2 separate regions of the Homo sapiens genome follow, and region 2 is linked to region 1. A link is a contact called in ENCODE Hi-C data. All regions are on one chromosome and are shown on one strand. The core of a region is the stretch at or near the end of the contact, and the rest is flanking DNA. Distances in the headings are between cores, read along the strand shown. Region 1 overlaps NCAPG2 (non-SMC condensin II complex subunit G2). Region 2 overlaps LINC00689 (long intergenic non-protein coding RNA 689).

The links. A loop is a pair of places that touch in the nucleus more often than their neighbours do. Pooled maps may share reads with other maps.
Region 2: a pooled map shows a loop between it and region 1 (2.3-fold over the local background). The contact joins two enhancer-like sites. A Hi-C loop is called at or near these places in 2 of 50 pooled maps.

The regions. Positions count from the first base shown.
Region 1 is chr7:158,693,556-158,700,725 of GRCh38, forward strand. All of the region lies in intron 2 of NCAPG2 (non-SMC condensin II complex subunit G2), which reads right to left. Among named protein-coding and RNA genes, the nearest start is that of NCAPG2, 7.7 kb to the right of the region's middle. Within about 2 kb of position 2,721, at least 4 of the 41 ENCODE cell types and tissues checked have a DNase peak (open chromatin) inside an H3K27ac peak, as active enhancers do.
Region 2 is chr7:159,012,819-159,019,703 of GRCh38, forward strand. LINC00689 (long intergenic non-protein coding RNA 689) reads left to right here. Exons shown (of 5, transcript NR_024394.1): 2 at 3,640-4,828. Among named protein-coding and RNA genes, the nearest start is that of LINC00689, 7.9 kb to the left of the region's middle. RefSeq lists enhancers at 894-1,523, 2,492-3,021, 2,782-3,410. Within about 2 kb of position 2,698, at least 16 of the 41 ENCODE cell types and tissues checked have a DNase peak (open chromatin) inside an H3K27ac peak, as active enhancers do.

The sequences.
Region 1 (7,170 bases), core at 1,471-3,970:
CATAATGTCATCAAAAGAAAAGTTAAGTGTTAACTTCATTACAAGTTCAAGAGTTTGGTTGCAGTATTCAAAATCCATTCCTAAAAGGGAAGAAGCACAGGGATTCTCCACCTATTCTTTCCTAGCATCCTAATCTTCAGAGTTTTTAAAATTTCACCCACTTAGCAAAACCCTCCCTAAAAGGGACCCAAATGTCCACCATCTCCATACCTAGAATTAGATTACAAAAGTAGGCTAAAGTTCAATAACAATGGCAATAATAATACTGTGGCCACAGATTCCAGCCCCAAGTGGGCCCTCAACACCACCTTCTACTCATTCCTCAATATCATTCTCTCCCACCAGCCAACAAGATGATTTCAGATCTCCTCCAACAACCCTCTAAACCCATTTCCTCTTATCTGAGATGACCTCACGTACTCTTTGATGAAGCAAATAGCGGCCCTCATCAAAAGGGCATAGAATCCAATTAAAGGGACTCCCTATAGCCAAATTTGGAACAATGTGAGCACCAAAACAGTGACAGTGATTAATTATAACCAGTTGAATGAAATAAGCATAAACGAGGCCAAGCCAACCACTCTGGGAGAGAGGGCTGCAGTGAGCTGTGATTGTACCATTACACTCCAGCCTGGGCAACATAGCAAGAGCCCGTCTCTAAAAAGAAAAAATCAATGACAGCATACTGATAATAAATATCAAATCATTAATTAATAGCACCTGCATGCTCTAGAATGTCAGTGAATAAACATAGATGCAATACAGGGTTAGAAAATCACTGTTTTATAGCCATCACAATAATTATGGACTCTGGCAGGAATTATCGGGAGATGCTGAAACAAGTGGGTGGAAGCCTGGTGAGCAGCAGGACATTACAGTGTCACCACTTTCCCACAGAGGCAGGTTCCCAGAAGAGACCTGGCGGACACCTACCCACACAGGGACGGACAGACCATGCCATGCGCTTCCTGTCTTGACAGCGCCGAGGACCTAACACTGCTAAGCAGTTCCTGCCAAAATGCACACTAAAATTTAATCAGATCCTCAACAGATGCAAATTGAAGGCTATACCACAAAAGAGCCACTTGCACTCTTCAAAACTGTCGGGGTCATAAAAAACACAGTAAGATGGAGGAACTAGAGTAAAGATAACCTCATAAGCCCTCCATCCCCCCATCCTCTCTTCCTGCTCTCCTAGCTCCTCTCCTGCCCTGGTGTTTGTTTTCTCCTCTTCTTAGCGCTCCTTCATTTTTCATCTAGCTTTTTCCACCTCCGCTTGTTCACTTCTATCTACTCTCTTTCCTCGTTTCCTTGACCCTCCTCCCCTTCAATTCTCCTCTCCATTTTCCTTAAGCCTTTGCCTGTCAATCACATGCAAACACAGACCAGCTCTCAAATGTTTGACCTTAGACAGTATCTTGATCTACCTATAGACCCGACATTCAATCATGAACAATTGAATAATTCTTTACGCCTCAATTATGCAGAAAAAATAAGTTAATGGCCCGCTTAAGTCCATTAATGGTAATTTTCCAGTATATCAATGGACAGTTTTGGTGCTGGGGTCATTCATCTGGGTGATGGACCACAGCTACTGTGTTCAAAGATCAAGAGGTTCTATTCAGGGCAAACTCTGGTGACTGAAGGTGACCAGAGAAATGACTGGGCTGATTCATGACGCTTACATCAGGAAATACTAGTTGACTGATGGTTAGGGCACAGAAACGAATCAGGACCCACCCTGCCCTGAGTAAGTTCACAGTCTAGGGGCAAGAATAACAACCTACAGATTGTTAAAATCTATTAGAGGTGTATGCTGAAGGATATAGCCTGAAGGAAAAGAAATAGCTGCCCATCCACCTATGTGACAAACTAGGATGGGCTGCTAACTCCTTCCTGAAAAATCAACCCTGAAGAAATGAGAGTGAGAGAGGTTCCAGTAACAAACTATAGCAACAAAATGAGACACACACCCAGCTTCACTGAAGGCTGTTTGGAGCTGGGGATGTGAGAAATGAGTGGCTGTTGCCTAGGGCACTGAAGAGCTGGCTGGAAGGGCAAGGAAAGGATGGGGGACAAAAGCTGTTCAAATATCAAAATGTTCTACCTCTCCCCAGCATGGCCTTGGGGTGGTCATTGCCTGGCATTGCCACGACATTAGCAGTGACGGCCCAGGCCTCTAGGGCCATAGGACACTGGGCAAAGGCAGGGCAACACAAAAGCCCAGCAGTTAGAAAGAACACGTGCAGACTAGCGAGCTGCCTGTGGGCATCCTTCCACAACCACCTCCAGCCCCCGGATGCAGAAGCTGTGCAGCCCTGTGCTGTACAGAGCGCACCAGGATGAGGGGCCGGTGGGGTGGACATCCTGCAGGGCCTCTCCTCCCTGTGTGAGTGCCCTGGCCACCTGTGCCCCAGCAAGGTGCCTTTTTGTAGTCTATATGCCCAGAGGGAGGTATCCTCTTGTGACTGGCACAATGTGTATGAAGCAGGGGAAGTCTTGTTGCGTAGCAAAAAACTTGGTAGCATAAAGCAACAATTTTACTGTATCTCATGAATCAGATGCTCACTCTTGGGGACACATGCCTGTGCTTAAGGTGGCAGCTGGGTGTTGGATGTCTGGCACTTTGGTGCCCACTAATGAGGTCTCCCTCTGCAGTCTCATCCTCCAGCCTTTGTGTGTGGTCTCTCTCTCCAGCAGAGGGTGATCCTGCACTTCTTACATGACAACCACGGGCTCCGAGAGGAAGTAGAAGCTGCCAAACTTTCTGAAGGCCACTTCCTCAATATTCCGTCCGTCAAAGCAGGCACAAGCCCAATCCAGATTCAAGAGGAGAGGACATAGGCTGCAGAGGGTTATTTAACAGGATTATCCACAATGTTAAATTTCCTGATTTTGAGGATTTTAATGTGATTATATAACAGAATATCTTTTAGAAAAATACGAACTGAAATGTTTAGAGATAAAGAGGCACAATGCCTACAACTGACTCAAGTGATTCAAAAAAATGTAAATACAAAGGATGATAAAGAAAATGTGGCAAGTGGTAAAAACTGGCAAACCTGGACGTAGGGTATTCAGGATTCCTTTGAATTCCTCTTGCAACTTTTCTTTTAACTTAGCAGTTATTTCAACAGGAAAGAAATTACTTCTCCACCCTAACCCTGCCACCCTCCTCCTCCTAAGTCCACACCCTTAGCTTCCCAAATGTGCCCTGCCTCAGGGGCTCGGCCTTTCCCATTCCTTTTGTCTAGAATCTTCTTTTCCCAAATCTCTGCATGGCCCATTTGGATCTCTGATCAAATATAGTCAGGCAATGCATAGTGATATTTCAGTCAATGACAAACCACATATATGAGAGTGGTCCCATAAGATTATAATGGAGCTGAAAAATTCCTATCACCTAGTGATGTCATGGCTGTCAAAACATCATAGTGTAACAGATTAATCACATTTGTGGTAATGTTGGTGTAAACAAACCTACTTTTTATCATTGTTTTAGAGTATATTCCTTCTACATTTTTTTAAGTTAATTGTAAACTAGCCTTAGGCAGGTGCTTCAAGAGAAATTCCTGAAGGCAATGTTATCATAGGAGATGAGATGACAGCTGCATGTCTGTTATTGCCCCTGAAGACCTTCCACTGGGACAAGATGTTAAGGTGGAAGACAGTGATACTGATGATCCTGACTTGGTACAGGCCCAGGCTTATGGTATATTTGTGTCTTAGTTTTTAACAAAAAAGTTTAAAAAGTAAAAATAGATGGCTGGGCATGGTGGCTCACACCTGTAATCCCAGCACTTTGGGAGGCCAAGGCAGGTGGATCACCTGAGATCAGGAGTTTGAGACCAGCCTGGCCAACATGGCGAAACCCTGTCTCTACTAAAAATACAGAAATTAGCCGGTGTGGTGGCGTGTGCCTGTAATCTCAACTATTCAGGAGGCTGAGGCAGGAGAATCACTTGAACCCGGGAGGCGGAGGTTGCAGTGAGCCAAGACGACGCCACTGCACTCCAGCCTGAGCAACAGAGCAAGGCTCCAACTGAAAAGAAAAAAAAAAAAAAGTAAAAATAGAAAAAAGCTATCAAATAGGGGTATAAAGAGAGTATTTTTAGCAAAGACATGGAATAAACCTAAATGCCCATCAATGATAGACTGGATAAAGAAAATGTGGTACATATACACCATGGAATACTATACAGCCATAAAAAAAGAATGAGATCAAGTCCTTTGCGGGGACATAGATGGAGCTGGAGGCCATTATCCATAGCAAACTAACACAGGAACAGAAAACCAAATACAGCATGTTCTCACTTATAAGTAGGAGCTAAATTATGAGAACACATGGACACGGGGGAACAACACACACTGGCCTATTGGAGGGTAGAGGGTGGGAGGAGGGAGAGGATCAGGAAAAATAACTAATATAACTAAATAACTAAAAATAACTAATTACTAGGCTTAATACCTCAGTGATGAAATAATCTGTACAATAAACCCCCATGAGACAAGTTGACCTATGTAACAAACCTGTACATGTAACCCTGAATATAAAAGTTAAAATAAAATAAAATGAAGAAAGATTTTTTGTAAAGCAAAATAAGTTTGTGTTTTAAGCTAAGTGTTATTATAAAGGATTTTAAAAGTTTATCAAGTAAAACAGTTACAGTAAGCTAAGGTTAATTTATTATTGAAGAAAAATGTTTTTATAAATTTACTGTAGCCCAAGTGTAATGTGTTTATAGTTTACAGTAGTGTACAATGACGTATTAGGCCTTCACATTTACTCACTACTCAGTTATTCACCCAGAACAACTTCCAGTTGTGCCAGCTCCAGCTACACTAAGTGCCCTATTCAGATGTACCATTTTTTATGTTTTATACTGTATTTTTACTGTACCTTTTCAATGTTTAGACACACACCATTGTGTTACAACACTGTGCCTACAGTATTCAGTACAGTAACATGCCACACAGGTTTGTAGCCTAGGACGGTAGACTGTACCATCTAGCCCAGGTGTGTACTGAGCTGCTCCATCTGGGTGTATGTAAGCACACTTTAGGATGTTCACACAACAATGAAATGACCTAATGATGCATTTCTCAGAACCTATCCTCATCAAGAGTCATGTGACTGTACCAACTCTGTTCAAATATCATCTCTGAGGTTTTCTTTAGCCACTCCATCGTTCCCAACTTCCACTTCCACTTGCTTTATCAGTAGTAGTAGTATTTTTTTTTTTTTTTTGAGACAGGGTCTCACTTTGTCACCCAGGCTGGAGTGCAGTTGCACAATCATAGCTCACTGTAGCCTCAAACTCCTGGGCTCAAGTAATTCTACTGCCTCAGCCTCCCAAGTAGTTGGGACCACAGGCACAAGCCACTACACTAGGCCAATTTTTTAACATTACTGTAGAGACGGGGTCTTACTATGTTGCCCAGGCCAGTGTTATCCTGGCCTCAAACGATCCTCCTGCCTCAGCCTCCCAAAGCTCTGGAATTACAGAGGTGAGTCACTGTGCCCAGCCTCCACCTGCTTTATTATTTCTCTATGTGTCTTGTTTTTCTTCCTCTACCACTAGAACATAAACCCCCATTTGTGCAGAAACTTTTCTTTGTGTGTACTATAACCCCAACTCTCAGTGCAGTGTCTGGCACACAGAAGGCACTTAGGACATGTTTGTTAAATGATGGAATTCTCCTCAGTGCTGTGTCCTCCTCCCCATCATTGATTCTCCAAGAAGGACAAGGGCATACAGTATAATCAGCTCCACTCTGGAACACTTGCTTGAAAATAAAAATTTGTTCCAACATTGTCAATACATCAAGGAACAATTTGACCAAAGGCAAATTCCCATTTGCTTATGTGGGATTTCATAGGCAAGAAATACCAGGTGAATGCAGAAAACTGCACCCACTGACTGGAGCCACCAGGATCCCATGAAACACAACTCAGACACCTACCAGCTCAGTCCATTCATACCTGGGCCACACATTGTGCCCCTCACCTGCTATGACCCAAAGGCTCCAACCCCACTGCACTGCACCCTCCCCAGGCCCACCGTGCTCTCCAATGCTCTGTATTCCCCTCTGCCTTGCTTGCCTTTTTCTCCTCTGTTCTACCTCATTTTCTTCCTCTTACACACAGAGGGGCAGGTGTACCTTGGGAGCACAGGCACCTACTCCCAACTATAGAATGTAAATATTTTTCAAGGTAAAGTGCCATGCTTACTATAGTATTTATGCATTTCTTACTGATTTAACATATAAAATTATGCTACTGTTTTATTAGGTTCCTGTTTTTAACATGTCACTGGCAAAATTTTTTAGTGTTGTCCCTCTAACTCCATTTTCCCCATAATCTCTCTGGGTTATTTATTTATTTATTTATTTATTTATTTTAACCAATTCTGCAGAGTGCAGTGACTGTTGGTAATGCATGTGTGGGATTACAGCAGAACTAACTGTACTTGGAAAGATCTACCTGATAGGCCCCAAACTGATTTAAATTCTTATCAAATTGAACTATGGGAAACCATCATTATTATATAAAATGGCATTTCTGTCATTCAACTTGATGAAACCACGTGATGCACAATCCTACACATTTTCATTTTTACACGTAAGAGCCACACGGTGACTAGGTACTAAGCTGAACTGTTAAGTGTTAATAAAGCTTATTGATAAACTAGAGTTAATGCCTCATTAGTATAAGGACTAATTCAGTATTCTCCTGAGATGTCTGCTGGCTTTCCAGCAACACTGCAAAGGCTGGTTGGCACACAACGGGTGGCTGGAAACAACGCACCCCAGAAGGGCACCTGTCATTGTGGCCACCAGTGTGATTTTGAGTTGCTATTTTTACCTCTGATTTTCAATTTAGTTTTCTGTGATTTTGTTAACATTATGGTATGCACTTTGCAACAACAATCTTTTAGACTTTAAAATATGTATGTACTGCATTTCCAATACAATCCATATACACTGCTACTGCTAAAGCAGACATTTATATATTATCTAACTAATTTGCTCTTATAAACACTTCTATGGTGATGAGATGCCTATGAGTTTGCGATTATTTTTAAGTTTACAGGATATCATTTTATAATACCAAAACATGTTATAAGCTCATTTCTCTTATAAAGAAAAATGATTTCTTAAATGTTGCCA
Region 2 (6,885 bases), core at 1,448-3,947, 320 kb after region 1:
TTCATCTGCAGCACGTCTGGATGAGCGCCCGGCCCCGCTGGGGCTCCAGGCACTGGCATTTCCTGTTGGCCCCAGCATCGGTCACAAGTGCAAGGTGGCAGCAGCCAGGGACTTCTTTAGAGAACATAGCCCCACGTAACTCCCTTTCACCATTGTTCTCCAAATTCTCCCATGCTTAAAACCACAGAGGGCTCATGGCAGAAGGCGAGGAATGGGCTCTTTCCTGCAGTTTCTGTGAGGCTGCTTCTGAAAGGCACTGGCTGGGTTTTAGCAAATCCTCATGATGGCAGGACCTGCCTAATCCCCAGGAGCATTTGGAGGATGCTGCCGTTGGGGGCCCCAGGCTCTGCTGGGAGGAGGGCAACGGCCTCACCCTTCCCCGGGTCAGGGACGAGGTCAGGGTCGGGGCTGGGGTCAGGGTCAGATTGGGATTGAGGTCGAGGTCGGGGTCGGGGTCAGGGTTGGGGTCACGGTTGAGGTCAGGTCGGGGTTGGGTCTGGGTCGGGTCGGGTTGGAGTCAGGGTTGAGGTTGAGGTTGGGTTGGGGTCAAGTTTGGGGTCAGGGTCAAGGTCAGGATTGGGTTGGGGTCAGGTTGGGGTCAGGGTTGAGGTTGAGGTCGGGTTGGGAGTCAAGGTTGGGGTCAGGGTCAAGGTTGGGATGGGGTCTGGGTTGGGTTGGGGTCAGGGTTGAGGTTGAGGTCGGGTTGGGGGTCAAGGTTGGGGTCAGGGTCAAGATGGGGATTGGGTCGGGTTGGGTCAGGGTCAGGGTTGAGGTTGGGTCGGGGGGTCAAGGTTGGGGTCAGGGTCAAGGTCGGGGTTGGGGTCGAGGTCGCATTGGGGTCAAAGGGGCTTGTGCACTTCTGTATCTTTGCATTTGCTTTTTATGTTCTGATTTGAAATGACTTAAAACGTATTATTTTGGCATTTTTCAAGCAACATTATGGTAAAATTTCTGGAGATGAGGTCTCCAGGCTCCCCTGGGCCATTAAATCATCTCGGCCTTGTCCCTCTTTTGGGTCTGCACAAGTCATGGGCATGGCAGGGCCCTTGGCTGGTGTCCAGGGCACTGGCCTCAGTGGGCAAACCTGGTGTGGGGGGAGGCGGACATGCAGTGGCCATAGGAGATGTTCTGTTCAGGCCCTGCCCAGGCACTGCAGACCTCGGACCTGTCCTGGGCCCTGGCACCACACACCCTCCTGCTCAGCACGGCCAGCTGCCTCCCCATGCCCTGCTCAGATGAATGCATGGGACTCCTTGGGAGACCGAGGTCAGAGTCACATCATATGTGGGAAGTATCTTGGGAAGGAGGAGCTGTGGAGGTGAGCAGCTGGGCCCTTCTGTGGCCCTGCAAGGCTGTAGAGGCCAGAGGGCATGGGCAGGTGCTGGCTTCGCCCGTGTGGGAGGCAGCCTTGGGGACGGGACTTCTCCCTGGCCTGTGTCCCCGGCGCCCCCTCCCATGCCAGCCATGACAGCCTCCATGCTTTCTCCCAGCCAAATCCTCCTAATGCTGGGCTCTGGAACGGCTGATCTGGTGGATTTTCAGGTGTTTATAATTTGTGAGTTATTGTGACCGTTTCTGGGGGTGAGGGCAGCTCCTTGCTAGTAAGCTGTCCTTTGTGGTCACGCCAACCTCAGGGAACCCTCCAAGGACGCTGTGTTCCTCAGGACACCCACAGTGAAGTGATGTCATGTGTGGACACAAAGGCGGCTGTGGGCCTGGAGAGCCCCTGTCGCACTTCTGCCGGGAGCTTTGCGCTTGGGGGTTTGTGTGAACGGAGGCTCGGGGTCAGAACTGATCATTTCTACACATCTATAAATCCATGAATGCCCCCACACTCTAGAACATAATTGACCGGGGCCAGGGTGGATCCAGAGATGAGACAGGTCTGGCCACCCAAACTGGGCCAGCTCCCTGTACGTGGGCTGTGGGAGGGTGAGCTGATTGAGTGTGGCCCAGAGTTGACAGCCTTGTCCCTCTCGTGTGCTCAGAGGGCTTCAGGCACCTGGAAAAAAGTGCACATGCCGTGCCATGCCTGCGGTGGGCCTGGCAGGCCCTTGGTGCACACGCTGTGCCACGACTGTGGTGGGCACGGCAGACTCTTGGCGGGGTCTGGGGTTTCCGCCAGATGCTGCTTCTTATTCTCAGGGGATGAGATAATTCTAGACAAGAGACTCTCCAGCTCTAAACAGAAATGTTTTCAACAGAGAGTCCTTTAAAAAAAAATCCTTTTGAAATATTGTTGATAAAAGCTGGCCATTCCTATTTTGAGACTTTACTGGCCAAAATGAAACAACAGGCAACCCTTTCAGACTTTTTATGTCTGTGAGACTCAGAAATCTGGCCACTAGTTGGCTGGCACTTCCTGGCAGGGGGCTGCTATGAAAGGGTCCCCAGCTCTGACCCAAGTATGAGCTGGGCCTGAGCAGGGCCTTCTTAAACGCTTTGTGCCTCGGTGACCAGCCATGCTCACGTGCGCATACACAGAATAGGTAGTATACACGGTCTGCAATGTCACTTTGCTTATTTTAGAGGAAGGAGATGACTGTTAGACCTTGTTTTCTATAGGAACAGGCAAAGGGGAGTTGACTGCGATGTTTAAATAGCACAGGTGGCCTGTGAGCCTCTGCACACCAGCCTTTCTGACTAGAAGCCCAGGGAGATGAGCTGACAGTGCTGTTCACAGGCGTTCCTGGGGAGAGTGCCAGGCCCAAGGGCAGTAGCTGGTGGGGGCAGAGCGGGGAACCTGGGCTCTGACGCAGGCACAGGCAGGGGTGTGGTCTTTAAAGAGCCCACAGGCTGCAGAAGGGGCCTCCTTGGTGATGAAACTTGACCTCCTGTGGAGGGAGGGCAGCCCTGGAATTTCTCTGACCTTTCTTTAGGCACCAAAGACTGTAAACAGTCTCTGCCCCGGGGCCTGACATGACCAGTCTCTGACCTCAGGGTTTATTTTATTAAAAATAATTCTTGAAAACTCTCCATTTCAACCGTTGCCCGAGCCACGTGTTGAGGATGACGGCATCGCGTTCTTTCTGCCCAGGGTGCGGAGGAGGGGCCGCCCCCGGGCGGTGGGAAGGGGGGCTGTCCCCAGACACCTCAAGGCCTGCGGAGTGTGGACGTTAAAGTTCACAGTCCCTCCAAGGATCAAGGGTTCATTTTGAGAGGGAGCAGGGACTCCCTTGTTAGAGGCCTGCAGTCCTCCAGCCCCCTGCAAAGAGTTCCTTCAAGGGGAAGCCAGCTCGCCTGTAAATGAACAACCTGATAAGCAAGAAGGTTACGGGCAGCCCAAGTCAGCAGCCAGGGGAGTGAGTCCAGAGATTTTTGTTTCTCTGTAGACTCTAAAGATCCCATCTTCACACATGTCCCCGAGCTGCCTTTCAGAAGCCCAGACCCCACTGCGGACCCCCACGAAGAGACCTTAGATGGGGGGAACGGGAGGCTGACCTCTGATCACTGTTCTTTGGGTCTAAATTTCTTCTTGAGGGGCTTGGAGGGAGCCACACCCCTGAGTCGGTTAACAATTTCTCTGCCGACCCCAATTTTTAAACAAAGCTGCTCTTCCTTAACCAACTACAAATCAGGAAATCCTTGAATCCTCTGATGACCCCTAAGTCCTCACTTCGAGATCTCCCACCCTTTTAGGTCAAAACCCACGTGTACGCCCAACGTCCTGATTGACGACTTTGCCTGCAGCTTCTGCTTTCCTGAAATTCGCTGCTGCCTTTAGAACCCTTGTCTGCAGCCAGTGGGGAGTTCAGGACTTAGGCGGAGCTGCCCCACCCTCCTGCTTGGCACCCTGCAAATACATGCCCTCCCTTCCATCGCTGCAGACCTCAGAGTGGGCGTCCGGTCTCCTGTGCGGGATGAGAATACACACCCTCCCTTCCATCGCTGCAGACCTTAGAGTGGATGTCCGGTCTCCTGTATGGGATGAGAATACACGCCTTCCCTTCCATCGCTGCAGAGTGGACGTCTGGTCTCCTGTGTGGGATAATACACGCCCTCCTTTCAATCGCTGCAGACCTCAGAGTGGACGTCCGGTCTCCTGTGTGGGATAATACACGCCCTCCTTTCAATCGCTGCGGACCTCAGAGTGGATGTCCGGTCTCCTGTATGGGATGAGATACACTCCTTCCCTTCCACTGCTGCAGACCTCAGAGTGGACGTCCGGTCTCCTGTGTGGGATGAGATACACTCCTTCCCTTCCACTGCTGCAGACCTCAGAGTGGACGTCCGGTCTCCTTTGTGGGATGAGAATACACTCCTTCCCTTCCATCACTGCAGACCTCAGAGTGGACGTCCGGTCTCCTGTGCGGGACAAGAATACACTCCTTCCCTTCCATCACTGCAGACCTCAGAGTGGACGTCCAGTCTCCTGTGCGGGATGAGATACACTCCTTCCCTTCCATCGCTGCAGACCTCAGAGTGGACGTCCAGTCTCTCTGTGCGGGCCAAGTGTACACAGTTTTGTTCCGTCACAACTTCCACGACAGGCCAGTGTGAGGTTTTTGAGCTGGTGCTGACTGAAAACTGTCAGCTGCCCAAGGACCTGGGAGCTCTGCTCCCCACTCCTGGTGTGCGGTCTTGCGCCTGGCCTCCCTGCCTAGGTTACATGCAGTGGTCATCCCGGTCGCTCCCACACCCGTGTGGGCTCTGGGATCCCCTCTTCCAGCCAGCCCAGGGGACATCTGGCTGTCTCAGGACCCAGCCATCTGTAAAAATTAGGCAGGTCCCTTCAGTATGCTCCTGGTCAACAAAGAAAAACTTCAATTTTGAGAATGGCATCTGTATTCCGAAGTGTTCTCTCAGATGTTTGAGTTCCACTAAGTAGGTAGGAAGTGGCAGTGTTGCTGTTTAATGGATTGGTAATTTTTGAATATTTCTTAAACATTTTTATTTGTGTTTTTTTGGATTGAAATTTATGTAATTTGTTACTATCTGTTAGACTCTTGGTGTTTCTCTTACTGACTCAACCATAAGAATACTAACTCCTTTTCGTATTTCTTGCATATATTTTTCCATATTACTGTTTCCCTTTTGATTTAGCTTGTGGTTTCTGACATGGTTTCTCAGTCTCACTCTCCTCCACATTCTGTCTACTCTCAACCCCTCACCCATCATGTCTCGGCTTCTGTCCCCTTTATGCTTCAATCTCATCCCCTCCACTGTGTCTGTGTCATCACTACAGTGTGTCTCAGCCTTAGCTCCCCCACTGTGTCTGTCCCAACTCCCCATTTTATCTCAGTCTCACCCCACATTGTGTCTCAGTCTCACCCCCCGTTGTGTCTCAGTCTCACCCCCCATTGTGTGTGAGTCTCATCCCCCATTGTGTCTCAGTCTCACCCCCCATTGTGTCTCAGTCTCACCCCCCATTGTGTCTCAGTCTCACCCCCCATTGTGTCTCAGTCTCACCCCCCCCATTGTGTCTCTGTCTTACCCCTCATTGTGTCTGTCTCATCCCCCCCCACTGTGTCTCAGTCTCACCCCCCACATTGTGTCTGTCTCATCCCCCACATTGTTTCTCAGTCTCACCTCCCCATTGTGTCTGTCTCACCCCCCACATTGTGTCTGTCTCATCCCCCCATTGTGTCTCAGTCTCACCCCCTCATTGTGTCTCTGTCTCACCCACCGCATTGTGTCTCAGTCTCACCCCCCATTATGTCTGTCTCAACTCCCCATTGTGTCTCAGTCTCACCCCCCATTGTGTCTGTCCCAACTCCCCATTGTGTCTCAGTCTCACCCCCCATTGTGTCTGTCCCAACTCCCCATTGTGTCTCAGTCTCACCCCCCATTGTGTCTGTCCCAACTCCCCATTGTGTCTCAGTCTCACCCCCCATTGTGTCTGTCCCAACTCCCCATTATGTCTCAGTCTCACCCCTCATTGTGTCTCTGTCTCACCTCCCCGCATTGTGTCTCTGTCTCACCCCCCATTGTGTCTGTCTCAACTCCCCATTGTGTCTCTGTCTCACCCCCCATTGTGTCTGTCTCAACTCCACTGTGTCTCAGTCTCACCCCCACATTGTGTCTGTCTCGTCCCCCCCATTGTGTCTCAGTCTCACCCCCCCATTGTGTCTCAGTCTCACCCCCCGCATTGTGTGTCTGTCTCATCTCCCCCACTGTGTCTCGGTCTCATTTCTCCGATTGTGTCTCTGTTTTGTCCCCCTTATTGTGGGGGTCTTGTCCCCCTTTTTATGTCTCTGTCATTCCTTTCCTAATATGTATTCAGGGGCCTGGGGTTGGTTTTTACTGACAAGAGCATCTGCAGAGCTGAGTAGCCCATGAAGAAAGCATGTTTCCCTGGGTCCCCGCAGAACTCCAATCACTGTGGCACCACTGTGAAGATCTTGGGGGTCTGGTGCTGTTCCTCACTCGGGGGAGCAGTGAGTCCATGTTCTCACCAACTGGGAGAGGAAGTGTGGGCAGATAGTGTGGGTGGAAAATGTTTGCTTCATTTGACATTGGCGTCAAGCCAGATCTGTGTGCCATTTGAGAACACAATGATCTGAATGAAAAGAGCTCCTAAAAACAAAACCTGAAAATTTTTCTCTGTGGAAGAGCCCTCAGTTATTATTTCACCTTCCCTAGTGGTTGCTACAGCAACAAGCATCTTGTGTGATGCCTGACAGGAAGAGCCCAGAGACCTGATTGACGAACAGATCATTGCTTCACTTTAAATAAGGTTTTGCAGCCAGGCGTGGTGGCTCATGCCTGTAATCCCAGCACTTTGGGAGAGTGAGGCGGGTGGATCACTTGAGGTCAGGCATTCATGACCAGCCTGGCCAACATCATGAAACCCTGTCTCTACAAAAAATACTAAAATTAGCCAGGTGTGGTGACACGCGCCTGTAATCCCAGTTACTTGGGAGGCTGAGAGGCACGAGAAATCTC